Linked DNA regions of Mus musculus: regions 1 and 2 are each linked to region 3. A link is a loop called in an ENCODE intact Hi-C map of the cell type or tissue named here. Cell type or tissue: left cerebral cortex. All regions are shown on one strand. Links, peaks and the distances in the headings refer to the core of each region. The heading gives the core; the rest is flanking DNA.

Region 1 (9,737 bases), core at 4,061-6,560, 59 kb after region 3:
CCCTGATTGGCTGCAGCCCATGGCCAAGCTGACGTTCACGGGAAAAGCAGAGTACAAGTAGTCATAAAATACCCTTGGCTCATGCGCAGATTATTTGTTTACCACTTAAAACACAGGATGTCAACGCCATCTTGTGACGGCGAATGTGGGGGCGGCTCCCAACAAGTGTTCTGTAGGGAAAGCCAGGAAGGGACAGGTGGCAAGTGGGCCAGTGGAGTCTTTCTGAACTCCTTTCAGTTCTGAAAGGGATTTTCTTCTTTCCCTTCCTCCTCTTCTTCCTCCTCTTCCTCCCTTCCCCCTCCCTCTTTGTCCTCTTCTTCCTCATCTTCCCCTTATTCCCCCTCTTCCTCCTCCTCCTCCCCCTTCATCTTTTTCCTCCTTTTACCTGTCCTCCTTACCGCCCCCCCCTTTCCTTTTATCCCTCTTATGTTCTCTCAGACAGGGTCTTATTCTCCTCAAGTTTCATCAAACTATGTAGCTGAGGGTGACCTTAAGCTCTTCATCCTCCTGCTTCTGTCTTCAAAGTTCAGTTATAAGACGCATGTAGCCCCATGCATACTTGGGCACCCCCTTGCCTTTCTTCCTTCCTTCCTTCCTTCCTTCCTTCCTTCCTTCCTTCCTTCCTTCCTTCTTTTCTTTCTTTCTGTTGTGTCTGTTGTGTGTGTTCTGTTGTGATCACAACCTGGGTTTTAGCCTGGAAAGGCATTTTGGAAACCTGGAAGAGAAGAGGAGCTGGGCTGCGCGAGATAAGGAAGGAACCAAGACAAAGCTCTCTGTTCAAGGTTTAATTTTTACTATTTTGTCTTTCTCTCTCTCTCTCTCTCTCTCTCTCTCTCTCTCTCTCTCTCTCTCTCTCTCTCTCTTTCTTTTTTGGTTTTTTGAGACAGGGTTTCTCTGTGCAGCCCTGGCTGTCCTGGAACTCACTCTGTAGACCAGGCTGGCCTCGAACTCAGAAATCCACCTGCCTCTGCCTCCCGAGTGCTGGGATTAAAGGCGTGCGCCACCACACCCGGCTTCCTTGCCTTTCTTATAACCAGATCCTCCAGCCTTCGAGCTTTTGCTGTAGCAAGGGATGGTTCTTTCCTGCCATACTAGGCAGATGGAAAATGAAAGTGGTTTGAGGTTTTATTAACCACTGTTTCTATATTTTAATTCTTTCAGTCAAGCCAAGATTAGAGTGAGTTCTGAGTCAAGGAACCTGAGAGCCAGAATCACAGAGCATGAAAGAATGAGGAAATGGCCTGACTGTGATTTGCTGCCTTGACCAACAAAGGCTTCTTGGAGAACAAGCAAGTACCTATTTCAGATCTGCCTGAATCCTCACCAGATCCTGAAAGGTGGACTTGTAACCATTCTGAAAGGAATGAAGACAGCAAAAGAGACCCTTGTATGCCTCCCTTCAGCTATCAAACTATTGGGACAGGGGAACCCAAGAAATTAGAATCTTTCCAGGAGTCTCATTCACGTGTAGGGAAAGGCCAGGGCCCTGGAGCCAGGCAGAGGAGAACTTGGCTCCCACAAATATTTCACATAGTTCCGACAACTTACCAGGCTACCTTCCAAGAGAAACTGGAGCCCAGACAATGATTGTGAACAAGACCTCACTTTAACCATGAGTGCTTAGTTATGTATACCTTTTGCCCTCCATTTGAACCTAATCTTCATGACAGGGCTCTAAAGTTGGACCCGAGGGGCTCACTGGACCTCTGTTGTTCTCACCATGTTCATATTGCAGCAAATCTCCTTTGTTTGCTTGTCGAGGTTATTTTCTCTTTGGTTGGTTTTTTGGAGGGCTAGATGGGCTAGCCTCGCTTCTGGGCTGAGCCTCACATCTCTGTTCCAGGATCTACTACTTTCATATTGGTGATTTGGTTGTTGAGGCTCAGATGACTGTAAGACTTTGTAACCTTGGCTTGGCACTTGCGTGTTTCCCTGGGCTGGGTTGCTTTTCATTCCCCTCCCTTTGCTGGGTATTCTAAATTCTTATTCTAGATTCTCAAGAAAAAATTTCAACTTAGGTGATTAAGGTGTTAATTGTTAAGTCGTCTTAGTTTAGATTTAGAACCCTGACCTTCATATAATATCGGAATGTGTACAGCCATTCCATGTCCTTGGATTCGGGGCATCAGATAACACAAAACACGTAAGTTGGTATGATGTTGAGCTTGGAGAGAGGTAATATGTTTGTTACTTGTTCTAGGTTTGCCCATCACCATCCTCACCCTCCAGTGTTTTCTTTTTTGGGGGGTGGGGTTTCGAGACAGAGTTTCTCTGTATAGCCCTGGCTGTCCTGGAATTCACTTTGTAGACCAGGCTGGCCTTGAACTCAGAAATCTGCCTGCCTCTGCCTCCTGAGGGCTGGGATTAAAGGCGTGCACCACCACGTCCGGCTTCAGTGTTTTCATTTCTTATAAAAGCCCTTCATTGGGCTGGAGAGATAGCTTATTAGTAGGTAGAGTGCTTACTGCACAAATATAAAGTTGTGATTACCAGTATCCATGTCAAAAGCTGGGCTTGGTGACACATACCTGTGATCCCAGTACTGGAAAGTGGGAAAGAGGAGGACCCCTGGAGTGTGCCGGCCAGCCAGTCTAGCTGAATTGGTGACCTCCTGGCTTAGTAAGCCACTCTATCTCAGAAAATAGTGATTGAAGAAGACACTTAGATTCTACCTCTGCCCTCTGAAATCCCTCAACCCCAGAGACAAAAACACACAGAGACACACAAATACACACACAAACACATACACTGAGCCACACAGATATACAGATAAACGCACACGCACATACACACAAACTTTGTGACCTCAAGTTTCCTGAGATGAACCTTGGAGGCACTGGGCTCCACCTCCTCAGGATGTCAGTCTCTGAATAAACGTGGTTTCCTTCTCATCATTTTCCTCTAGAAAAGGGCTGACATTCAGTGACAAGCAGTTGGACATTGGTTCAGTAACAGTGAGTTGTTGGGAGAAGGACTGAATTTTAAAAATCCATATTTCTCTGAAGTCCACATTGTTAATTCTTGCTAGTTCCTGCCTTGCAGGTCAGAGATGATTCCCCCATTGACACTGGCAGAAGGCTAAGGCAGTATATAGTTCAGTAGGTCACAAAATGTGATTCCTGGGTGTCAGCATCACTGGGAAAATGCCCATTCTTGGCTTCATCTAGAACTTTCTAAACTTCTAGGGGTTAGGTCCATCTTAGGGACATAGCACATGTATAGTATATACAAATCCAACATTAAATCCCCAGAACAATAATTTTTTAAAAAGATTTTCTTGGGAGAAGTTTGGAGTATAGCTTTTAACTTTCATCACGTTAGTTTTACCTACTATCATAGAAGTTTTCAATTGAGCTGGGCAGTGGTGGCGCACGCCTTTAGTGCCAGCACTTGGGAGGTAGAAACAGGCGGATTTCTGAATTCGAGAGGCCAGCCTGGTCTATAAAGTGAGTTCCAGGACATCCAGGGCTTCACAGAGAAACCCTGTCTCAAAAAAACCAAAACCAAAACAAACCCAAAAAAGGAGAAGTTTTAAATTATGGGGCTTGGCCAACCAATCTACAAACCTGACTACTTGGGTTCCACCCCTGCCTGATACCTGGATCCCACAGTGGGAGCCGAGAACCAGTTCCTAGAAGTTGTCCTCTGACCTCCACACTTATAAAAATAAATAAAATAGAAATGCAAAACCCATGTAGGCAAGCTGAGTGTGGTAATTCATGCTTGTAATCTCATTACTGGGAAGGTTGAGCGTGAAGCATCCTGAGCATGAGGCCAGTCTGAGTTAGTTAGTGAGAATTTGTCCCCTAAATAAAGAAAAAACTGTAGATAAAGATTATCTGGAACTAGATGACTTGGCTTGGAACCTTGGTTTCTGTGTTAGTGATCTTGGGCCAATTAATAATTTCCTTTATATTCAGTTGTTTTCTGTACAAAATAATAAAGTAACAAAATATATTTATAATATTTGTTAAAATATCTTATAGTATGCCCAGTGACAAGAATCATCTGGGATGCTAGTTTAAAAAACAAAACAAAACGAAACAAGAAACCAACCCAGATTCTCCTAGAGCACACCACTCTCTCAATATTGGGGATAAAATCTTGGGCCTCATCAATGCTATGTAAGTATCTACTAGTGAGTTACATCTTGAGCCAACTCTTACAGCTTAATCCCTAATGTGGCAAACATTGGCTGGAAGTGCAGAAGAACTTTTAAATACTTAAACACACCAAACCAAAACTAAAAAACAAAAACAAAATCCCAAAAACCCAAACCCAGGGTTTCACCACGTAACCTCGGTTGGTCTAGAACTCTCAAGATATTTGGACATGGCTAGCCTTGAACCCACAGAGATCCATTTGTCTCTGTCTTCTAATGGAACCTGAAGCTTGCTGTGTGGTCTAGGGCGTTGACTAGGGAGCTCCTATGTCTGCCCACCACTGTTAGGGGTCCGTTGGTGCCAGCTTTTATATGAATGCTGGGGTTTCAAACATCCTTGTGCTTGCATGGCAAGAGCCTTTACCCACTGAACCATCCTCCCAACTCAGAATCTTTTTTGTTTAATAAACTCAGCACATAATTCATAATATGGTAGTTTCAAAGGTATTTCGAAAAGTTTAAGTGACTTTCTAGATAGTTTCCTTACGAGGAAACAGGATAAACAATAATAGCAAAGTTTGCTAATTATCACGTGCCTCTATTATTACCACTGCACAGCCTATTAATTCGGTAGGATTAGATGTGTTTTGCCTGGGTTAAGAAGTTTAATTTAAGCATCTGAAAAGGTAACCAATGGCATCTTTCACATAGTTTTGTTGTAAACGTTTAGAAGTATGCTTTTCAGTTTTTATAACTCATGCCGCCTTGGCGCTGTCAAGCTGTCACCCTCCTAAGAACTTCCTGTCAAAAGGTGGAGAAAGGAGAATTTGAACCCAAACAGTGTAACTCCAGAAGGATAGAACCGGCACAGTGCTTCATAAATTGTGATTCCTGCTGTTAGGAGTATCAGGAGAGAACTTGATAAAAATGCAGATTATAAAGCAACCCCTATTCCATCCCAGATCTACTGAGTCAGAAACTGGCGGTGGAGCTCAGCAGTCTGTTTTTAAAAGCTGTTCAAGTGATTCTGAGACACGCTAGCATTTGGTAACAGTCTTTAGAGGTCCTGGCGGGGAAGAAGGGGTCAAAAGGAAGGAACGAAAGAAGAAAGGAAAGAAGGGAGAAAGGAAAGGAGAAAGGAAGGAAGAAAAGAAAAAAGCCTTGGAGATGTAGAGAGCAAGGCTTAGTGTCCACTTCACCTGGAGGTGAGGAAAAATGATTTAGGAGGCTGGCGCGCAAGGCCTGCTGGGGCCTGTAGTCCGGACTGCGCCGAGGAGGCCGCGCCTGCGCACTAGGTGTGAAGTAGCTCTAGTCGCTGTAGTCGGGGCTCGGGACCGGCTGCCATCTTAGCGGAGGGACTGAGGAGTCGTCGCCGCCCCGAGTCCCGGTAAACACGCGCAGGCAGACTGGGGTCATTTCTGTGGCTTGGAGGGAGTTTGGATGAAAAGGCATGGGGAATGCGAAGGGTAGAGGAGTGTGGCGCTCGAGTCTGGACCTAGAGCCGGGGCTGCTCTTCCCGCAGCCGGTGTCCGTGGGGGGCGCCCGGAGAGCCGGCTGGTGGCCCGAGCCGAGTGGCGGGTGGGTCAGCAGGTCGAGCCGAACTGCTAGTGCTTGGCCTAGGCGTCCGGAGCCTGTAGGCCCGCGAGCCCCAAGTTGGGAGAGAGCCGAGCCGCGGCGGACGTGGGCAGGGTCCAGCCCCGCGCCCCGCTGCCGCGCCCGGGGGTTCCTCTCCCGCGGCCCGGCCTACGCGCGGGGCCCGGTGGCAGCGGCCCGCCCGCGCGACGTGGCCCTTTGAGGGGCGGCGGCCGGGCCCACCTGCCACCTGGCAGGCTCCCCCCGAGACTTTTCCAAGCTCCCACTCGCAGAGGACCTTCCCCAGTGACTGCTTCCCCTTCTGTCTTGTACTTCCCTCCTCCCTCCATTGTCCCCACTCATGGTGGTCCCGGCCCAGGCCGGCGCCACCGACTTTTGCAGACGTGGAGCTGTCACAGCCCTTTCTACCGAGAGCGTACTTTTCTTGAGCAAAGAAAAAAGTAGAGGTGAGCGCATTTGAAAGGTGGAAGCCCAATGAGGGCAGGACTTTTAAATAGAAGACTTGAGTTTTGAGACATAGTTCCCGGCTGCAACTTCAAGAGAGAAAAAAAATATATAAGGGTCAGTGCACCCGAAGTAGGCATTGGGCCTAAAGTTAGAGATGTGACCAGGTGACTTGCAAAGTACCCCAAATTCACAGTTCCCCACTCGCTTGTTTTCTTGGCTGTGTTAGAATCCTAATCCTGTTGAGACTTCTGTTCCTCTTTAAGCTGCAGTGAACTTGTTCTAAAGGGGGCAGTGGGGAGAAGAGGGAGGTTTTCTTCTTCACAGTTGACAGAACACCATCTAGCCACCCATCATCATTCTCTTAAGTGGGTGGTTCTCCTGTATCCTTATCTTAAGAAAGTAGGTAAAGGCTGTGTATGTTCACTCCCAGGATTGGCAGAGGGCTTGGTTCTCATCTGAAATAAAGTCTTTTGGGGGCAAGTTTGAGATTCAGCCTTGTGTATCACAGGGTTACCTAAGGCTTAATTTTGCAGGTTTAAAAAAGATTGAAATTTTCTTTTGAACAGTGAATATACTTTGTATGTGTGAGTTCAGGAATTCAAACTTCAGATGTCAACAAGGATATATATACTATGAATCCAAAAGCAAGTGCCTAATACTTTTTACTGTATTCTAGAGTAAATTCTACATTCTTTAAAACAAACAAACAAACAAACAAAACAACAACAAAGATTTACTTAAGAGACAGACTGATCCATGGTCCCAAGGTTTGGCCATTAGTGTAATTACAAGAGCTTTTAATTTTTTTGTTTTTGTTTTGAGACATGATTTGCTCTGTATCGCTGACTGGACTAGAACACACTGTGTGTAAACCTAGGCTGGCATCAAACGTCATTCTGTCTTCCTGCCTCTCCCTCCCAAGTGCTGGGATTATAGGTGCTTAACCAACAGAGTGGGCTCGGGAGAAGTTTTGAGATTTGTTTATTTGTGTGTGTGTATGTGTGCATGCGCACACCATGACTTGAGTTGGAAGTCAAGAGTGTTTCCTCTTTCCTGTGTGTTCTAGGGTTCACACTCAGGTCATCAGGCTTGCATAGCAAGTGACTTTCCTTGCTGAGCTATTTTGCTGGACCAGGAGAGATTTTTGAAAGTAGAGTTTTCAGCTCAGTTGGTAGAGTGCTTGTTTACCACACACAAGGCCCAAGTTTATTTAGCTCTCAGAAGCATTGGGAGGTGAGGCCGCCTGAAGTACTTGAGACCCTTTTTAAAAAAGTAGATGCTCTCAGGTCTCAGTTTTGAGATAGAATAGTGGGTCTGGATTGGCTTCTATAACTTTACTTACAGATGGGCTGTAGGTAGTTGGGATGGTTTTGGGAACACTGAGGCAAATCATAGTATGGTTATAACAAAGACAGCACAAAAAGCTTTGAGATGGGGGAGGAAGTGGAAGTGGCCTGTGTGGGATTGTTGAGGGAAGTGGCAAGACCTATGTATGAAGGTCAACATGGTTAGTTCCAGGCCATCACAGCTACCTAGTGGGTCCTGGCTCAAAAAAGGGTTAGTCTATGGACCCGAGGTTCTAGAGCAGTGGTTCTCAAGCTGGGTTTTGGCCCCTTTGGCAAGCCTCTAGCTCCAAAAATATTTACATTGTAATTCATAACAGTAGCAAAATTACAATTATGAAGAAGCAGCAAAAAATAATGTTATGGTTGGAGCTGGTAAGCCCCATGAGGGACTGTACAGCATGAGGAACTGTATTAAAGGGTCACAGCCTTAGGAGGGTTGAGAAGCAGTGGGTTAGAGGATGAGTAGGAATGGGGCAGAGGTGAAGAAAGGGAAGGAAATACCTTACTACCTCGAGGCGTGTGTCAGTTAGGAAGGTGGGAGAAAAGGAGCGCAGGGTGTGGGATGCAGGGGCCTCAGGACCAGGAGGGCAAAAGGACCTGTTCTGGAAAAGCTCTGCGTACAGTGCTAATGCTCGTGAATTTGATGTCGTGAGAGATCAAGGCTTGGGGAAAGGAAGTGGTCTAAGTTGGTGTTTATTTAAAAAAAAAATGGCTCTGATGATAAAAGTGAAAGGGCCAGAGTGACTGTGGCAGAAGTGTCCCTTGTAAGTGACAGGCTGGCCTTGGCTGGGTGTTTCATTTGGCTGAAATAATAAAGTTGCTGTGTCTGTTTTAGGGCTAGTCTGATTGAAGGCTACCTTTTCTCTTAGGATGTGTTCATTAGCATCTTTGAGAAATTAGAATCAGATTAGATGCAATTTGGAAGAGAACTTGAGTTTTGGACTATAATTGATTATTATCAGCACATCAAGCCATGCTTTGTCAATGTGTTTTCCAGTCACAGAGACTTGGTGCTTGAGCTTTATATTTGGAAGAGACTGTCTGTTTTACAGTAGCAAGTATGTTTTAGGTTGTAGGTCAGCTTTGATTGGAAATAACTTCTGGAAGTACTGTTAGTGAGGATTCTGGCCATTGTGGCTTGTGCCTCTAATCCCAGCACTCAGGAATCTGAGTCAGAAGGATTGACAGCCTGGACTACATAGCGAACTCCAGGCCAGTCTGCTTCAATGTGAGGACCCTGTCCCCCTCCCCAAAAGTTGGTTCTGATTATGTTAGTTCACTGGGGAAGTACGTTATGACTGATGTGGTATCTCTAGTGAACAGTTATCTAGTAGGCAGTGTGTGTGTGTGTGTGCATGCACATGCCACGTATACACATATATACGACTTATACTATTCTTACACTGGCCCAATCTCTTAGCTTTCTGTTTTTGTTTTTGACGACAGGGTCTCAGTATACAAACCGGGCTGGTTTTGAATTCACAGAGATCCATCTGCCTGGCTTACATAGATAGATAGATAGATAGATAGATAGATAGATAGATAGATAGATAGATAGATAGTTAGTTCCAGGCCAGCCAGATACACACAATGAGATCTTGTTTCTAAAGGAGAAGAAGGAAGGAGAAGGAGAAGAGAAAAAGTAGAATTTTACCTAAACCTAGGTAAGAGTCAGAGCTAGACTAGAACCGAACGTTACAATTCTGTATTCTTCAGATTCCACAGTGAGTGGATGCTGCTACAAGCATCCGTGTCAGATGAGAAAAAACAAAGACTGCTTCTAGCCTATGGCTGTTTATTGTTTAGATAAGAGTTTAATGAAGCATTTAGCCTAGGTGTAAGCTTAGTTTATCCCTTTTGACTCAGGAAATTGAGTTGGTACTAATAGGAAGCTGCCGTCTGTCAGGTCTCTTTTCTTTCTTGTGCTTTACCTCTCATAGTTTGGGGGTTGGATCCATTGTAAGAACTAAGGCAAAAGTATTTAAGTTTGTTTTTTCTTGTTATATTTATAGTGCCTAGCCAAATTATGGGTTCATAATAAGCATTCAGTAAAGACATGCTAATTTTTATACTGTAAATGATACTGGTTTGGGGTCAATATAAATCAGTAAGGGACTCAGAGAATAGAATTGTAGCCTTCCATGCTTGAGAGGTTTGCCCTCGTCTGCAAATATTATTAGGTTGTAACTATTCTTCTGAATAACAACACTAGTCAGAAGCTGTCTGGGACCTGTCCTCTAGTCTGATAG
Region 2 (9,737 bases), core at 3,367-5,866, 200 kb after region 3:
GTCAGGCAATGTCTTAACAAAGTGAACGCACACCTTGCCCCACAACTCAGCAATTCCAGTCAGTATTTGCCTATACCTCTCAAGAGACAGGAATAAAGACACGGGCCGTTAGCATACGCATAAAATTTTAAATTAAAAATATAGAAAGTATCTGAGCCTTGTGTGGTGACGCATGCCTGCAATCCATACAGGCAGATAAACCACAAAACCTTTTGAGTTAAGCCTGGCATGGTAACCCATGCTTTTAAACTTGGCACTTAGGAGGCAGAGGTGGGTGGATCTCTCTGTGATAGTGGTGGCTCAAGCCCAGGGGGTAGAGGTGGAGCTAAAGTCACCTCTGTCGGATTACAGAAATAGCTCAGAAGTCTGAGCAACAGGATTTGAAGATGTGCCACGGGAGCAAACAGGAATGAATGACTGAAGTTTGGAGTACATTTTGGGTGGTGTTAAGTTTGTTCTGGGTAAGTCAAATTTAAGGCATCCATAAGACATTTCACTTCCCAAGCTTGAGGCCAAGCTATTGAATTCTGGGTAGATGGGGTGGCCCAGGGACCAAGGGTTTAAGAGGACAAAGGGAAGCAGCACACTGGTGTCAGGTAGATGACAAGAGACAGGTGTAACCACTTCCCCCAAGGCCACAGCCGACCCGGTTCTTCCAGCTCCCTGACTGGCTGCGAGAACACTCAATCTCCTGTGACACTGCTTATGAGGCTGTCCACTCTGAGACATAGCTCTGTACCAAGGGCAAATTGGGGCCCTCAGGGCAAGTATGTCAAAAACCAAACAACGCTGCGGTATGCTGTGCCATGCAAGCTAAAGCTGCCCTCACAATGCTGCACAACTGAGGAGCAGCCAGGGACCAGGGCACACCTGTGACTACACCTTTAGTCCTTGTCAGTTCTAATGAAGTTTGCCGATGTCGGCTCCCTATTTGACTGTAAGAGTCTATTATGTTATAACAAGATATTTAAGTGAGTCCTATGTATTGAGACAGGATTTGGGTCTGTAGACCAGGTTAGCCTTGAAGTCACAGGATCCTCTGATCTTAGTCTCCAGAGTTCTGGGATTACTGTTGTGTCACCATGCTCAGCCTACCAAAAGCATTTTTCTTATTTTGAGATAAGGGCTCCTATTAACCAGACTGACCTTGAATTTCAATCCTCCCCCTGCCTCTACCTCCCAAATGCTAGGATTATAGGCATTCACCGCAACAGCCAGCTCAGCCTTTCATAAACTCAGAATAGAGAAGTTCAAAATGATCTCTTCCTAGAGAATAATTTCATCACTTAGAAGGGACTCTCCTTTTTTTTTGTTGTTGTTGTTTTTTGAGACAGGGTTTCTCTGAGTAGCCCTGGCTGTCCTGGAACTCACTCTGTAGACCAGGCTGGCCTCCAACTCAGAAATCCGCCTGTCTCTGCCTCCCAAGTGCTGGGATTAAAGGTGTGCGCCACCACCTTGAAGGGACTCTCTTGATCCTTTAATGACGCGTGACCTTAGCCTTACAGTCTATTTTGTGTGAATTTTCCATGAGCGTCTTCTTTTGGTTTTCTCGGTACACATCTGGTACTTTTTTTGTTTTGTTTTTTAAACATTTACTTGTAAGGTTTGTATTTACAAGTCTGAGGGTCAGAGAGCAATCTGCAGAAACTGGCTCTCTCCTTTCACCACACAGTTGTCAGGAATGAACTCGCACCTAGAGTCATCTCACTGGCCTACATTTTACGTTTTTATTAACTTTTTACTTACAACACAAAGACATGGGTCTCACTTTGCCATTTTACACATATATGATACATTGTTCCTCTGTGGCCTCTTGTAAACACTATGGCCTTCCTTCTTCTTACTTTTCTTGGCGAGTCCTAAAATTTGGGATGACAGGCATGTGCCACCATGTCCAATCTATGTGAAGCTGAGATCAAACCTAGGGTGTCCTGCATGGGAGGCATGTACTCTACCCACTGAGCCGCACCCCAAGGATGTGGCGTTTTTATAGGTGAGTACGAGACTCCTCCAGGTCTGTGCTATTTACCTTCCTATTTACGTTCCTACATGATCCGCTTCTGGCTCCCATGGTTCAGAGCCCTTCACTACCCACCCTTTCAGTATTTAAAACCATATTTTACATTTCTATTCTCTCTCTCTTTTTTAAAGGATTTACTTATTTATTTATTTTGTATATGTGAGTACCCTGTAGCTGTCTTCAGACACACCATAAGAGGGCATCCGATCTTATTCCTGATGGTTGCGAGTCACCATGTGGTTGCTGGGATTTGAACTCAGGACCTCTAGAAGAGGAGTCAGTGCTCTTAACCCCTGAGCCATCTCTCCAGCCCCATTTCTATTCTCTTAATGATCTTTCCTGCTGTGTCTTTTTTTTTTTTTTTTTTACATTTATCTATTTGCTGTGTGGAAGTTGTTCTTCTACCACCATAGACAGAAAATATTTTAATATTTAAAATATTAAAAAAAATTCTTCTCGGATTCAGTAGAGAGATGTCCTGAGACAGATTTAGTAATCCTGTCACTTGCTGAAAGGGAAGCCAGAACATTGCAGAAACCTCAAAACAAAGGCTAATCCTTGCACTAACAGATTTTCTTGTAGGGGAAGGTGTCTAAGGTTAGTGAAGGCACTAAATAGGACTTAAGGTCATAATTTAGGGAAGTAATCCTACCGCCCCACCCTAATTTGGGGCTGCCACATACCAGGCATTGAGCTGCCTGGAGAAGGTAGAGATGGGATATAAGGCCTGGTTGAATCCCTTTGTAGGTGGAGCCTCTAGGATCTAACATATTCCGAAAATTGAACCCACATCCTCATGCTTGCGGGCAAGCACCCTACCTGACCAAGCAGACAATAATATCTTTCCAAACAAATCCAGCTCCCTAAGACATTTAAAAAGCAAAACAAAACCCAAAACACAAGGTCTCACTATCTAGACCAGGCTGGCCTTGAACTCAAGAGACCATCCCGTCTCTGCCCACAGAGCTGGGGTTAAGGAGGCACCGCCACCCAGCCTCTTTAAGGCAATCTCAGCTGAATTCTTGTTACCTTAGCAGCTTGTTTTTGTACCAATCACTACCATTTCTGTCCATAAGCAGTTGTTTAGAATTACTCAAGCGTGCATCTGTTAACTTGGTTCCCATCAAATTTCTTCCCTTTGAGCTGTATGTTTCTGAAGTACAAACTAACTTTTTTTTTCAAACAATGGTCCTTTGTAAATTCTTTTGTTTTATCTTTTTTCTTCCTTACTTCAACTCTAGCCCATCCTCCTGCCTCAAACTCCCATAGAGCTAGGACTACAAATGAGAGCCAGCTACATCTGGCATTGATTCTGGCTTTCAATCGATTTTTAAAGTTCTTCAAGGGGCCGCCTCTCCGTGTCCGTCCAGTCCCTCTATCCCCTCCACCTCCCGCAAAACCTGAGATACTGAACTTAAGCCTTCCATCTGCTAGGCAAGTATCCTACCCTGACCCTCGGTAACATTCCCAGACCATACTTCTTTCTATCCTACCAAGGGGCTCTACCTGTAAAATCTGACTTCGCGTGTTGTCAGTTCCGAATGTTCTCCATCTCATGGTTAACCACTTCTGATATAGCCCCCCCATTCAGCGATTCTCTCCTGCTTTATCTAAACCACCTATTAACCAACCTCACTCTGGAAATCTATGCTTTCTATGGTTGTTCCAGAATTCTTTGAAAGCCTGGGTGGGGGGTCTGGAGCAATGGTTCGACAATTAAGAGCCCTTGCTATTATTTCAGAGGACCTAAGCTTGATTCCCAGCAGTGCGATTAACTCCAGCCTAAGGAAATCCGATGCTATGTTCTGCATCCGCGGGCATACACTTACAGACACATTAAAAATTTTAAAACTCTGGGTGTTCCATCCTCTCCCCGCTCCACCTTCCTTCTCGAATGCTAAACTCGATGAAGGTGCGGTGAACTACTCCGCAGCGTCGAGAGACTGGATGGAGGCGACAAATGCCTGGCTTCTGAGTCTGTGGCGCCAAAGAGAGGAGCTTGCCATCGTGACGTCACAGAACTGTGACGCGCCCTGGAGCTCCGCCTCCTTACGACCTGCGCCGGGAATCCGGGCTGTCTGCGCCGTGGCGTCACAGGTCCAGGCAGGCGGGTTTTCCGTCGGCCCAATGGGAGCGGCGCGCCGGCCTCCCCTTTAAGGAATGTTGTGACCTGACGTCACCCAGGCGAGTTACCTCCCGCAGCCGCCACCGCCAGGCTCAGCGCGAGCCCCGCAGCCCTTGAGCTCGAGCCCCGGAGCCCCCGGCGCGCCGAACCGCAGACGCATCTCTGAGCCGCGCACCCCGGAGCCCCGGCTGCGCGCCCCGCCGGGCCCGCGCGATGCCCTCCGACCGGCCTTTCAAGCAGCGGCGCAGCTTCGGTGAGGCCCTGGGGGGCGAACTGCCATCGGGGATCGAGGGATGGGGGTGCCAGTCGACCCCGATTGCCGCAGGTGACGTCAGCCCCATGACGTCAGGCACCGGCCGGCCGGACCCCGGGTGGAGAGGCCGCAAGGCCTGGCAGGGTCGCCCGCCTCCCTACCGCGTCCCCCCGGTGGAGGGCTGCGGGGCCGACGGCCCCGGGGGCGGGCGCTGGGGCGGGGCGGGCCGGGAGCCGCCCCTCGGGGATCAGCGAGGCGGAGTCGCGGGAGGCCTCAGCACCGCTGGGCCTCACACAGAGCTCTGTCCGCAGCCGACCGCTGTAAGGAGGTGCAGCAGATCCGCGACCAGCACCCCAGTAAGATCCCGGTGAGTCTCTAGCACCCCCCAGCCACGCCCTGCCCTGCCAGGTCCCGCCCTTGGCTTACGAGTCCCCCGCCCACTCCACTCCAGGTGATCATCGAGCGCTACAAGGGTGAGAAGCAGCTGCCTGTCCTGGATAAGACCAAGTTTCTGGTCCCAGACCATGTTAACATGAGCGAGTTGGTCAAGATCATCCGGTGCGTGGGCAGCCTCCTACAGGCCTTGGGTGGGGCAGGGTCAGGTTCCACAAGAAGGGATGGAGTGGGGCGAGGGGACTGATTTGGGACACCGGGCCCCTGTTCTAGGAGGCTGGAAAAGACCAAGGTCGGGGTTGGGACGAGCTTCAGTAGAGGTGAGAGCCTCTGGCTGAGATGGACCGAAAGTGAAGGTTCAGTAACATTTTGGGAGGGTCACCTAGGCCTCCAGCAGGCAGCCTCCTCACCTGGCATGCCTGCCTGCCTCCACAGGCGCCGCCTGCAACTCAACCCCACGCAGGCCTTCTTCCTGCTGGTCAACCAGCACAGCATGGTGAGCGTCTCCACACCCATCGCTGACATCTATGAACAGGAGAAGGATGAAGACGGATTCCTCTACATGGTCTACGCCTCCCAAGAAACCTTCGGCTTCTGAGTCAAGAGGAGGGGAGGGGGGTGGCTGGGAGTTCTGGTCAGGTTCTCCCCAGGGAGGTCCTGGCTCCTAAACTAAGCTATTTCAGTCCCCAGTGGATTAGGCAGAGATGTGACACCCACTCCCCCCCCCAGGTAGGGGCCACCAGCCAGCCTACCACATCCTGGGTAGGTCCTGGGCCAGTCATGTTCGGGTTGCTCTTTTGGGTGCTGGCTGGGTTGGGAGTGGGTGGGGAGCAGCATCCCTGCTCTGTGGGGTTTGTCATTTTGTTAGGCCCTTGCCTGTCTGCCCATCTTGCCCCTCATCCACCTGAGGCTTTGCCTCCTGCCAGGACCTGCCCCACCCCTGAAAGGCTGGCTCCCCTTGTCCTGACTCGGTGTATGGATCTGTGGTCATTTCCTCTGCAGAAAGAATAAAGACTGCTCAGGCCTGCCTGGCCCTTTGCCTCCAGCTGCTTGTTTGGGAGCAGGGAGGGCTGCTAGGTGACTGTGTTCACACACAGAGACAGACGCGTGTTCCCAGAAACCCACTCCTTAGTACAGGATAGCACGTAGTATTAGGGGGCCAAGCTCACTCCACTCCAGGAATACATGTCATCAGAACAACAATGAAAAAAAAAAGATCCACACATTTATTAAGTAGTCACAACCTATAAAGCCCTGCTCACCGGCTGCTTCCTTTCTGTGCACAGTCACAAAGTGGGGGTCCAAGTGGGGTGCTCCTAGCTTCTCCCCATGGGCCTTGTTGCCAGCTATGAGTCCCCTTTGGTGCCAGAGATTTGTGACCCTGGACTTGAACTTCTTCTGCCTGAGGACGCGCCTGCTGGCAACTCTGGATGAGGGACCTGGCCCAGCTTCTGGCCCTTCCCCCTCTTGTCCATGCAGCGCTGTGCCAGCCAGGGCTACTTGAGCACAAGCATGGCCTCAGTGCCGTCCTTGGCAGTCAAGTAGAGGCCGTGTGTGAGGTAATACTCCCGCCGCAGGAAGGCATAGAAGTAGTCAGAGATGAGCAGGATCTGGCAAGGAAAGAGAGTGTGAGAAGCCACAAGGCACCTTACTGAATGCTACCCTTTGCCAGGTTAGACAGGCAGGTTAGTGCCTGCCTGGCATCTCCCAATCTATAATTCTGCCTAGGGACCTCCTTCCCTCTTGGCACGCTCCTGGCCCTGAACGATCTTACCGGTCATCTGGCAGCTGTTTGTATCCTGCCTTCTGTTCCCTTTTCCTGCTTTATACTTTCATACGTGAGAGTCCAGACCCGTGTTCTTACAGTGGTGCGTGCACCTTGCCGCTGCCCACAGGCACTCCCCATCTAGCCTTCCCTAGAGAAACCATCTATCCAGGAACTCAGAACACAAAATTGCCCATTTCTCCCATAACAGGCAGCCCAGGAACTCTACCTTGGAAACAGTTTGTCAGGTGATGGTGGTACAAACCTTTAATCCCAGCACTTGGAAGACAGAAGCAGGCAGATCTCAGTCTCACAAGATCCGACTGCCTCTGTCTCCCGAGCACTGGGACTGAAGAAGGCATGTACCACCACTATCAAGCTACTGCCAACATTACTCACCTGTTAAAAAAGTTATTTCTGGATGTGACTGGTAGGATTTTCCTTCCTATGACCTGGCCAGCTCATCACCGCGATGAGTTGTGAATTCTGATTCTGCATGTGCCCCTCACCCACCCCGACACAGGGTCTGGGTGAGGAGACCTCAGGGTTCAAGGTCACTATCTACTGCCTGAGCCAGGCTGACCAACAGCTGCCTGGTCACTTGCTGATATGCTACAGGGCCCTGTGTCCTTTTGTGGGTGGGCTCTTGGGACGTCACACATTTAAGGGTGTATATCCAAGTCCAGCCTTCCAGGTATGGCTCTGGTCCAACTAATTGAATGCCTCCAGCCTCAGTTTCCCTATTTGTAAATAGGCCATTAGCCCTCCAGTGAGAGAATGGCAGGAATGAGTCCAGAGACTATCTGATTTTGGCCCCTCCAAGGTCTTCTTAGCTGCTCTCCTATCTTCAGAAAAGTATACAGCTGCCCAGGACAGGACTGGAAGACCTACATCTTTGGTTTAGGTCAACCTCTGATCTGTCTCCCTCTCACTAAGTGCCTGCCATGTTCTAGGCCTTAGTCTTCCTGTGTGAACTAAGAGGTGGTTGGTGCTAGTCCTCTTGGAGCCTATAAACTTTTGAGAACTGGTATGTCCAATACTGTGCCTGCCCTCCTTTGGTAAGGCAGGGCACTCCCCTGCCAGCTTCAGTTACTCCAGTCTTAGGCATGTTGGGCTGAATAGGGTTGTGGACTTTGGGGTCAAGTGTGCAAATAGACGAACCCTGTTCCTCTCTGGGACTCTATTTAGGGTGACAGCAAACTGAGATTGTTGGCTCCTTTGATTCTGTGGTCAGACTGAGTTGGGGCAGGTAAATGCCACAGTGGCAGAAGCACTCAGGATCATCCTTAGCAGAAGCGACATTCCCACCAAGTGCCACACAGTTGAATGGGAAGTTACAGTTGGAATGAGTTTGTCATCAGAGAGGTTAAGGGGTCAGGACCTAATCTGGAGAAAGTGAGCCTACTGCAGATGAAGGGGAGTTAGGTACCGACTAGGGGGAAATGTTCCAGGCAGTGGGAACACCAGAGATCCTGTGGTGAGAGGGGCAGTGCGGGGAGATGATGTAATGGATGGCAGGACCAGGTGCAGGGTCACAGAGCTCAGAAGAGTCTGAAGCCTGAGAAGCTTTTGGGAGAACTCAGGTCAAGTAGTAACATGATCAGATTTGTGGTTTGAAAAGTTCCCCCTGGCACAGGAGAGGGTTTGAAAGCAGGGGGCCCTGGGAAATGTCTGAAGTGGTTACAGGGATGGGTAACACTTGCAATAGCAGCAAGTATTCTTAACTGCTGAGCCATTTCTCCAGAACCCCGGGGATTCTTGAAAAACAAAAAGCACAAGTGTCAATCTCAGAACAAACATCAGACTAACCTCACTGAGCGAGGGGACCTGCCTAGTGTTCCATAAGCCTTTCAAAGTTATGAGAAATAAAGACGACACAGAGCAGAGGACACTGGGAGACACGACCAAGTATAACATGGTTCTGTAGGTTAGTTCTGGAAGAGGCCATGACTGAAAATGTTAAGTCCCAGTGAAGCCTCCTATTCCGTTAACGGTAATATCCCGGGAGGGTTGTTAGTATAACAAAAATTCTATGAAACTTAAGATGCTAACCACGAAGAAAACAAGAGTGGACTGACTATACAGCACCTCACTGTACACTCTGCAACCTTTTGTGACGCCAAAACAATTCTAAAATGTAAAGGTTATCTAGAGAAACAGAACAACACAATTGTCTTTGTTGTTGGGTTTTTGGTTTTGTGTTTTGTTGTTTGTTTTGTTTTGAAACAGTCTTTCTGTGTAGCCCTAGCTGTCTCGTAACTCTTTGTATAGACCAAAGAAACCCTCCAGCCTCTGCACTCCAAGTGCAGGGATTAAAGGTGTGTGCCACTACACCCGGCTTGTTTTGTTTTGAAACAATCTCTTGAAACCCATGTTGGCCTTCAACTTCATATCAGAGAATCTCCTTAAACTTCTGAATCTGCTTCTACTTCCCAAATGCTGGGGTTACAAGTATGTGTGTGTGCCACAAATCCTTTTTTATGCGGCATTGGAGATGGAATCCACAGCTTTCTGCATGCTAAGCAAGCAATCTACCAGAGTGTTTAAGAGAATATTCTCAGTCTAGTAAGTAAATATTTAACTCTACTTAATGATGTAAAAGCTGACATTTAGAAGGAAATATAATGATATCTACATTTCAATCAGTAGTAATTTAAAAAAATAATCCAGGATGAGTTGGTGATGGCTCAGAGGGTTAAGGCACCTGCTCCAAGTCTGATGACCTGAGTTTATTCCTAGAACCCACATGGTGGTAGGAGAGAACTGATTCCTACAAGCTGTCCTCTGTCTACATGCATGCCGTGGCATGCACATGTCCCACCTCCACAAAAGATGTTTACAAACAAACAGAGGAGCAGAGCATGCTGAGCACCTGAGAGGCACCTGGTCTACATGAGACTCAAAAGACCAAAATAGTTAGGTAAAACCCCAGAATAACAATAAAATAAAAAAAAGATGGCTTAAGTGATAGCTTTTGTAACCAAGAAAGTACTGCTGAGTGTTACTGCTAGGGTCTCTGTAGTGGGCACCTGGGTGTTCAATGTTCCAGGATTTGTGTAAGAGAGAAGTGTAGATAGGGCCTTGCTCATTTGGACACACAACCTTGAGTGTCGAAGGTCTAGGTGGCTGTTGTGGCCACAGGGGAAAGATGGAATGCTAGGATGGAGCTTGGCTCTTCAGA
Region 3 (9,737 bases), core at 3,877-6,376:
AGAAGGAGAGAGGATGGAGGAAGCTGCAATGGACCAGAACCAAATGTCTGGGAGAAACTGCAAGTAAGTTTATAGGGGTCCTATAGCTGGGGAGTAAGAACAGTACCAGATCTGACCAGTCTGGGCATATGGTTTGTAATTAATATATTTAAACTATGTATCTGTTATAGGGGCTTATTAGGGCTGGAAGTTCCAGCAACAAACCTCTAGGTCACATTCCCAGAAAAGTCAAATCCAGCAGGTGTATTATTTTATAAAAGGACAACAGCCTCTCTTTACGTATGAGCATGTATATAGAGGCTAAAGGTCACTGTGAAGTGCCTTTCTCAGCTTCTCTTGTCTTGCTTTTTGAGACAGGATCTCCCTCTGTACCTGAAGCTCACTGTTTTGGCTAGGTAGACCCTCCTGCCTCTGCCTCATTAGCACTGAGATTATAAGTGCTTGCTTATGGGTGCTGAGGCTCTAAACACGGGTTCTCACGCTTATGAAGACAGGCAAACTTACCAACTGAGCCACCCCTCCAAGGCCATGATTTTTATCTTTAGAGGAACCTTAGGTCTTCCCAATCACCCTAAGAAACGGAGGGTGAAACAGAGAGGAGGCTGCTATAGTTTAATAATTTAACAAATACACAGGCCAAGAGTGGTAGAACATGCCTGTAATTCCAGTACTTGGGAGATGGAGGCAAGGGGAAGAGAATCCTTGACTTCACAGCAAGTTCAAGGCCAACCTGGGCTACATGAGGCCCTGTCTCAAAATAATAATAATAATAATAATAATACAATAGCAACAATAATACATTATTCTGTTTCCTAAATTGCATTAAATAATCTCAAAGGAGCAGTGCTAGGGTATGTCCAAGGTCCTAAGTTGAACCTCCAGCACTACAAACAGTTCCCAAGGTCAACACTCCACCCCTACGGAAGGGTTCACTCGAGTTACACAAACACAGCTCCTTCAACACACACACACACACACACACACACACACACACACACACACACACACACACCACTTCCCCAGGACATCAACAATGACAGCTCCTTCAGAAATCTGAACTTCAAATAACCACCTCTGGCCATGTCCCTTCTCCCTATAGATTCCCAACTCCAAACCGTTGAATTTAGTCAATTTCTAGTGTTCCTTATCATTCCCCCTTCACGATCTCCACTGTCCATCTGAGGCTCTCTAAGACTGAGACCTGGCTAGGCAAAGCTCCCACTTAAAGCTAGGGTGAGTGGCTTCATGCCCGTAACCCCAGCACTAGGGAAGCTGAGTTACAAAGCCTGCCATGATTTTGAGGTCATTCTAAGCTTCACAGAGACCTAGTCTCAAAAACAACCAACCACAAAACCCCACAAAGTTCCCACCTAGTTAGAGCCAGCCCTCCACTGTACCTAAGCCACTGAACCAGGTAGGAGACCGACAGCCACAGGAAGACACCTTGCTTACTACGAATGGGGACCCTGAGGTAAACTGGTGCATCCCAGCAATCCTACATTTTCCCAGTAGGTTTGCTTCCCTTCTCCTCTCCCTAAACATCTTTCCCCATCCATGTTCCCTTGATAACATGACGTCACAAATCACTAAGGGTTCAGAATCATTCACTTCCCATTCACAAACTCCATCTGTGGCTAACTAGACATTCTTGTCTGTTGCAAAAGATGAGCTGTCCCTGGTTCCCCACCATGTCTCACCCCTTCAGATCTTACCATTGCATTGATCACCTAGGTACCCAGGAGCAGGGGCCCCACTAAGGACTCCCTCACTTCTGAAATGTTTTCCTTCCTTGGCATCCGATTCTCTCTTGTGCTTTCCCTCCTACCTTCCTGGCTGCTCCTCATCTGGCAAACTCTAGGAACCCTCAGGGATCCATAGTAGCTCTTATCCAATGCTCGGCATTTAGCCAAATGGCTGTGAATACCTTCCCTGTGCAGATGACGCCCACGTATTTACCGCCAGTGCAAACTTCTCCCAGGAATTTGAGACTCACAATCCAACGGCTGACTCAGCACCTCTAGACTTATGTCCAATTATTACCATCAAGTACGAGCCCTCCAGACTCCTTGGCCTAACACCCTCAATCTTCCCATTTTAGGAAATGAAACCACCATTCAACCAACCACTCCGACCAAAACCTTGTAAAATTTCTCGTTCCCATTTTTTGCCTCTGTCCCATTTTTCTTTTTGCTGGGTTCTTTTATTTTTGAGACAGGGCCTATCATATAGCTTCGGTTGTCCTGAAACTCACTATGTAGACCAAGCTAGCTGCAAACTCAAAAGATAACTGCCTCCCACTGCCTCCTGAGGACTGAGGTTAAAGTTGTGGGTCATCATACCCCCACCTCCATCAGCAAGGTTTTGACTGAGCATCTCACGCTCGTCTAAAGCACTAGTTCTCAACTGGGCCAACAAAGCAGCTTCATGGTCCCCTTTGTTCTCACATAGCAAGTTCTTGGTTATAGTCCAGTGGGAAACTTTTTAAAAGTTTAAAATCCTAACCCTTACCTGGGCTTCAGGCCCCACTCCTGTCTACCAACTGTTTCTATCTCCACTTTATTCTCCTCACTATCTGCTCAGACACACGGATCTCTCCCCCATCGCAGGAATTTAACACAGCCAGTTAACCTGGAAGGTTCATGCCAAGTACCAGGTCCAGTATATGCTCCAACACATCTGAAAATTGAGGGGCTTAACAGATGGCTTAATGGTGAAGAGGACTGGCTGTTCCAGGGTTTAATTCCTAGCAGCTCATGGAGACTCACGACCGTCTACAACTCCAGTTCCAGAGACCCAACACTTTCTTCTGGCCCCTGTCCACATCACATGCACGTGGTGCATAGACCTACACGCAGGCAAAACACCCAGACACATATAACAAAATGAGAAGGAAAAAAAAAAAACCTAAAAATCGGTGGACTGACTCAAACAGGGGTTTTAAAATAAATCAGGACTTTACTGTCAGTGAGGTAGGTCACCTACAGAGGTTCAAAGGTGGTGTTATTTGATGACCAGATTTCTCTTTAGAAAAGATTCTACTGGCCAACTGTAGCAACATGTGCCTATAAACAGTGCTGTGGAGGCTAAAGGAAGATGGAATTCAAGACCAGCTGAGGCTCAAAAAGCAGGAAAACAAAATGGGAGCAAGGAGATCACAGACCTGTGAGGAGAGATGAGACTGGGGACTGGTAGCCATGGAGAGAAAAGTGGCAGATCTCCTCACATAAAACTAACACTATACCATACGGGCCTATCTGTCTCAGCCGTGTGCCTGGGTCTCAATACCTCCAGTGACCAGCAGGCCCTGGCACAGAGGAGTCAGAAAATGTCTACCGGCCATACCAGCTGCAAAAAAAATAAATAAGCAAAAATTCATGAAGAGATGGTACAGGACAAGGAAAAAGAAAAAGAAATAATGAATGAAATAGAGGGGAAAAAGGAAGGAGGGGGCTGGAAAGATGGCTTGGTGGTTAAGAGCTCTCTGGCTGCTCTTCTAGAGGGCCTGAGTTCAAGCCCCTGCACCCACATGGTAACTGACTACTGCCCATAACGCCAGACGGAACTGTGGAACCCTTTCTAAACCCACTTCTTCAAAATAAGGAGAATCAACTTGAACCTGAGCCCAAGGATCATAGGAAATGCCAAACGAGTAAGGTCTAGCATACAGCATACCCTACTTGATGGGCAAATCATGCCTCCACCCTTACACAGGCAAGAACCCAGCCTTATCTTCATCCATACAATCTGTGGTCCCCCCCTCCCAATCTTCATCCATACAATCTGTGGTCCCCCCCCCTCCCAATCCCTCCCTACACAGTATGTCGAGCCTCCATTCTAGCTCTTCCGCCAAGACAACACTGACTTAAACCTCTCTGGGCTTCAGTCTTAGCATCTACCCAGTGGAGACAATAAACTGCCCTGCTGGCTGATTAACTATCTTAATAAGAATTTGCAAAGCCACTTCCCTAGGTTCCTGTGTAATGGGATAGCATTCATCTCCCTTTGAGGACCCTTTCCAATTTAATAGAGTATTGAAATTATTTTAAAAGCTAACCAGCCTGAATTGCTTTGTTTTTCTGTTTGTTTGGTTTGTAGTTTTGTTTTGATAGGGTCTCCCCATCTTGTCCAGGTTGGTCTGGAATTCACTGTATGCCCAGGCTGACCTCTGAAATGAGCTGATCGATTCCTTGGCCTCAGTAGTGATAGCAGGGCTGGGATTACAAGCTTGTGTCACTAGGCACAGTTTGAATTGGATTGTGTTGAAATTCCATTAGGGTTGTTTCAAGTGTATTGCCTTGTATACAGACAGCAGTGGAAGAGATGAGCTTAGAGGTCATGATGTCCTGAGTCCAAATTCTAACCAGCTGCTTTCCAGTTACAAGATTCTGGGAAAATGCCCTTTATACCTCTGGATATTCATTGTAAACATAAAACCGTTCCTTCCATGGAGAGCTACAATAATAAGACGGGTTAGTCTAGAATAATGCTATAAGGCAGTGCCCATCCCACTGTAAACGCTCAAGTTAAGGTGTGTTTACTCAGACAGCTTTCTATAATCGGGACAAAACGAACAGTAATTTCTAACCACTCCAAATTTTCTAGACATCCACTAGATATCCCAGAGATTGAGCAGATGGGACCCTAAGTTCCCGTTGCACCGAGACTAGCCGTTTCCAGGCCTCTCCTCATTAGCACCTAGAACACTGATGCTCTCTCCGGCCCTGCTCAAGGCCCAGAAGACGGTGGGCCCTTGCTAGGGGCCACCCAAGCCGCCAAACGCCAGGGCCAGGGTCTGGGCCTCTAGGGCCGCTTCCCAATGGCCAGTCTCTCCGACAGGAGCACGCTGCCCGACCAAAGATCACAGCCCGCGCTGCCGCTCTGGGCGCCTACCGCGGGGCACGCCGGGACTTGTAGTCCGCGGCCGTTTCCCACTCCTGGCTCTCGGCGGCGTGTGGACTCCAATCCCCGGGCACCTGCGCGGCCAGGCCAGCGATTCTAGGGGTCCCGGGGCGCCCCGAAGCCGCCACCTAAACAAGACGCAGGTCGGTACTGACAACAAACCCAGGACGGGAGCCGAGTCGCCACGGAGGACTGAACCCTTGGGACTCACCGACTTTGTAGGGCAGTTTATCAGACATGCTGGCGGCGCTTCCGCTAGGACTGATGAACTCAGTGAAGGGGGCCGGGCGGCGCGGGGCAGGGATCTACGCCTGGCGCCGGCGTCTTTAAATATCTTCTTATTTGAATATTCATGAACCTGCTGGGGGCTGAAACTTAGGGGCGGAGCCTAGCTCGAGGCGTTGAGCGGAGCGGGAGCAAGGCTGATCTCTGCCTCAAAAATCATAAATTTTGTGCACTGTGGCCTTTGGACCCCTGGCACTCGACTAGGAGGGAGCGTGGAGAGAGGCGGTTCTTCTCCCATCCGTCCAGCCAGTGAATCAGAGGTCAAAACAAGGCAGAATTCTTAGACTCTAGCCAATTTACTAACCTGAGCCTTAACTGCTTCAATTGTAAAACTCTTGCAAGATCAAAGTAAAGAGCTGGGCCTAGTGGTATGTGCCTGTGAATCCCCACTCTGGAGACAGTGTCTGAAATCTCCCGCTCTGGAGCCAGAGCCAGGAGATTTGTCACAAATTCGAGGCCAGTCTGCTCTATCGCTAATTAGTTCCAGGCCAACCGAGGCTACAGAGTGAGGCCCTATCTCAAAAACAAAGAAAGAAAAATCACCGGTTGCAATTGTGTCACTCTCTCCTCCCTCTGTTTGCCTTTCCTTGCTCGCCCCCACCCCCTCCTCAACACCTTCTCATTCGGTAGTCTTTCTTGGTGATTCACAGGCTGCTCACATGGAAATGACTGCGGAGCTATCCGCAGGAGCATAGATAACTCACCAATGACTATACACCTGAAGAGTATGACTTCTCTCTCAGCGGCTCTCAGCGGCTAGCTTTCAGGAAGGAAACCAGGCCCCATGTTGTGTGCATATACCATCTCTGGGGAGTTCAGTTGGCCCCTTTGTAAAAAGTTGGCCTCCGTTGGACTTATCTGTCTCCTCATGGAGTAACAAGGAGGGTCACAAGACCTTCTCCTGGGTGTCCAGCTGCACCCTACCTCCTGTTATATGCAATTCTGCCTAAACTGAACATGACCTCAGGGAAGGACTAGAGTATGTAGTCAGGGAAGTAGGTTCCAGCTACCCGTCTACTGGCGAGGCCCTCATCCCTGCTGGTTGAGGTGTGGTCTCCAGCTGTGGTCTTTGGGGAAAAGCATCATTCATACCCCTATCTGGTAAGTACCCCCTGACCTGTGTATGCGTTGTCAGGAAGCTCACTGACCTCACCGGTTCCCCCAGAAGGATCTTCCGCAGAATCATACCTCAGTTTATTTGGGAGGAGGTGTAGATTTTGCTTCTGTCTCCTAGGAGGGAATTTTAGCAATGTCCCGGGACACCTCCCCCATCCATGACTGAATGTTGCTGGGGATCCAGTGTTGTGCAGGTCCTGGGCAAATAGCTGCAGTTGTGAGTTCTGATTGCAACGGCCATGCCGTGTGGGTCCACAACCCTCCTCCCCTCCATCCAGTTCTTACGTTCTTTCTGCTCCTCCTCCTATGGTGTTCCCCTGAGCTTTGAAAGGGCGTGATATGATCTGAGACAGTCACACTCAGCACCTCGACCAGCCATGGTCATTTGCATTACCTGTCATTTGCTACAAAAGGAGATTTTTCTGACCAAAACTGAGGACTGTGCCACTCTGTGACTATAAACAAATATTTAGGAGACAACATTTAACTCAACAGTAGTAGGCTCCTCCTGAAGACCTACCGTTTCCCCAGCTATGCATCTTTGACTAGACTCACAGTAACAAGTATAAACTCCCTCCTCTCTCTATCTTTTGTCTGTCTATCTGTCTGTTTGTTTCAGCCTATAGACCAGGATGTAACTCTCAGCTACTGCCCCAGCACTGTGAGTGCATCATACTCTGGAAATATCCCCACCATGCCCCACCACGATGATAATAGACTAATCCTATGAAACTGTAAGCAAGCCCACAATCAAATTCTTTCTTTTAAGAAACAGAGGAGTAAATTCAGTGGGAGGTGGAAAGAGACTGGGAGGGAAGGAGGGAGGGAAATTGTGGTTGGAAGGAAGGAAGGAAGGAAGGAAGGAAGGAAGGAAATGATGTATTTATTTTTAAAAAATCTTAATTTTACAAGAGTTGCTTTGGTTATAGTACCTCTTCATAGCAACAGAACAGTAACTAAGAAGTGTCTAATTCTGGTGGACAACCAATAACAGTGGCAACAACCTGTGTTATTTTAGGAGCCTCTGGAGCCTGCCTGGACAATAATTCATAGGAAAGTATCACATAACAGGCTGTCCTGGTCAGGTTTTTGTTTTTTTTTTTTTTTTTTTGGTTGGTTGGTTGGTTTTGGTCTTGTCAGTTTGACACAGGGTAGAATCGTCTTGGAAAGAGGGACCTGAAGTGAGTCAATGCCTCCTCCATTCATATTGCCTATAGGCAGGCCTGTGGAGGCATTTTCTTTCTTAATGATTGACATGGGAGGACCAAGCCATCTTGAGTGGTGCCACCCTGAGTACTTATTCTGAGGAGTGTAAGAGAGCAGGCTGAGCAAGCCTGTAAGCAGCAGCTACCCATGGCTTCTGCTTCAGCTCCTGCTTCCAGGTCCCGGCCCTGACTTCCCCTCAGGGATGCATATCTGGAAGTGTAAGCTGAAGCAAACTCTTCCTTGCTCAGGTTGCTTTTGGACTTGGTGTTTATCACCGCAACAGAAAGCAAACTAGGGGGCTGGTGAGATGGCTCAGTGGGTTAGAGCACCCGACTGCTCTTCCGAAGGTCTGGAGTTCAAATCCCAGAAACCACATGGTGGCTCACAACCATCTGTAACAAGATCTGACCCCCTCTTCTGGACTGTCTGAAGACAGCTACAATGTACTTACATATAATAAATAAATAAATAAATCTTAAAAAAAAAAAAGAAAGAAAGCAAACTAGGACACTCTGCCCCTGCCCCCTCTATCCTCTTCCCCACTCCCCACCCATCCTTGTAAACCGTTGTAATCTCAGACGGAGACTGTGTGAATAAAACACAACCTAAAGATGCAATCTCCACTGTGCTCACTGGCCTCCATTGTGACAGCTATCACAAACTCCAGTGTTCCAATTACAAAACCATGAACCAAAATTGATCAATCTCTCTCTTGCACACACTCACACACACACACACACACACACACACACACACACACACACACACACGAATGCACGCATATAGATATACACAAGAATGCACACACATCTATGTGCACACATATGCACACACCATCACTCTTGCTTCTGTTTCTCTCTTCTCTGTCCTCTCCCTTTCTTTTCTCTCTTCAGTCCCCCATCTCTCCTGTCACTGTGTAATCCAGACTGGCCTTGAACTCATTATGTAACCCTTTCCCACCTCCAACTTGAAATCCTCCTGCCTCAGCTTCTCAAGTACTGAGATTACAGGCTTGGGCCACCATGCCCAGCTAACCCTTTCTCCTGTTAAGTTGATTGAAGTATTTTGTTATAGTTATAGAAAGTTGTCTAACACAGAAGTGGTCCCTCTTCTTCTATTTTGTAAAAGAGACTATACAGAACTCCTATTAACTCTTTTAAAATACTTTTATTTGTATTAATATTATGTATGTGCCTGTGTGAGTTATATGTACCATGTGTGTACAGGTGCCTTTGGAGGCCAGAGGGGATCCGACCCTTGGAATTACAGGCAATTGTGATGCACCTGATGCAAATGAACCTGGAGATCAAACCTGGTTCCTCCTTTGAACCAGAACAAAGACCAGTATAGCAGAATAATGCACCTTAAGGTGCAGTAGTGCCACAGATACCTTGGCAATAAGCAACAGCTCTCAAACTGGACTTACAACCCACTCAATAAGTGGGAAATCATGCCTGCTACTAGAAACCTAGCCAACTGCCCAAGGCTAGGGACGTCATAGATCATGGAGAAGAATCTCCACCACTCTATTGAACTAGCGTAATCCCCGACTACATTCTAAATATTTATCAGTGTAGTTCTCTTCCCTCATTGAGGAAACTTCTCTTTCTAGATGGCAGATTACATTACAGAAAACTAGAACTGATCAGAATGCAGACATGTAGAGAGCCCAGTCCCAACTGTACATCTACAACCAACACAACCCCTGATCCTAAGACTCGGGGAGTGTGGAAGAGGAAGAGGGGGAAAGATTTTGTGAGCCAGAGAAACAAAAAAGTTTGATGTGAGAATGTGTGTCCTGGAACTGTCGGAGCAGCTACACCCATGAGATCACACAAACATGCATGCCTACATATGTCCTGAACAGGAATAATACCGGGAGAGTTGCTAACGTGGAAGAGAGAAGCTCACCAAGTCCTCAACACTCGAAAGAACTAGAAGCAGCTAAGGAAGACAGAGAGTAGGAGAAACACCCTTTCCAGGAGAGAAAGCACCAACTGCTGATCCAGTATCAGACAGTCAGCCCTGGAAATATATACGCACAAGTAACATTATATGGGCCTGGTAGGTTCTGTTTATGTATTTAGGAATATAGATAGGTGGGTAGATAGATATCTTTGCAAATTTCCGCAAACTCCTAGGTAATTTTCCTGTCTCTACTGCTCGCTTTGCAAAGATGAGCAGAAACAAAAGACATCCTGACCTGAAGGTAGAAGAGGAGAACCCAGCCC

Evidence for each region. Peaks named below come from ENCODE experiments on the same cell type or tissue, not always from the same donor. Only the 100,000 strongest peaks of a DNase experiment are listed, where the experiment ranks them.
Region 1: a loop joins it to region 3, with 8 times the contacts of the local background. A loop is called at or near these places in 8 of 42 quality-filtered maps.
Region 2: a loop joins it to region 3, with 9 times the contacts of the local background. A loop is called at or near these places in 3 of 42 quality-filtered maps.

What each region holds. Positions count from the first base shown.
Region 1 is chr2:155,128,097-155,137,833 of GRCm38, forward strand. Itch (itchy, E3 ubiquitin protein ligase) reads left to right here and starts at 5,385. Exons shown (of 25, transcript NM_008395.3): 1 at 5,385-5,489. In left cerebral cortex, for the core only: a CTCF peak has its summit at 5,326; DNase peaks (open chromatin) are centred at 5,387 and 5,990; H3K4me3 peaks cover 1,663 bases; H3K27ac peaks cover 1,276 bases.
Region 2 is chr2:155,272,249-155,281,985 of GRCm38, forward strand. It overlaps Map1lc3a (microtubule-associated protein 1 light chain 3 alpha), which reads left to right and starts at 4,116. Exons shown (of 4, transcript NM_025735.3): 1 at 4,116-4,398; 2 at 4,710-4,765; 3 at 4,850-4,956; 4 at 5,227-5,825. The coding sequence starts at 4,359. The coding sequence ends at 5,389. It overlaps Pigu (phosphatidylinositol glycan anchor biosynthesis, class U), which reads right to left. Exons shown (of 12, transcript NM_001004721.1): 12 at 6,004-6,401. The coding sequence ends at 6,288. In left cerebral cortex, for the core only: a CTCF peak has its summit at 4,458; DNase peaks (open chromatin) are centred at 4,129, 4,813 and 5,569; H3K4me3 peaks cover 2,144 bases; H3K27ac peaks cover 1,531 bases.
Region 3 is chr2:155,069,255-155,078,991 of GRCm38, forward strand. It overlaps Ahcy (S-adenosylhomocysteine hydrolase), which reads right to left and starts at 5,243. Exons shown (of 10, transcript NM_016661.3): 1 at 5,111-5,243. The coding sequence starts at 5,138. Gm39966 (a long non-coding RNA gene) reads right to left here and starts at 4,920. Exons shown (of 2, transcript XR_866885.2): 1 at 4,696-4,920; 2 at 1,790-4,452. Gm45609 (a long non-coding RNA gene) reads left to right here and starts at 5,258. Exons shown (of 3, transcript XR_001783519.2): 1 at 5,258-9,737. In left cerebral cortex, for the core only: no CTCF peak of the experiment used is centred there; DNase peaks (open chromatin) are centred at 4,982, 5,188 and 5,723; H3K4me3 peaks cover 1,791 bases; H3K27ac peaks cover 1,615 bases.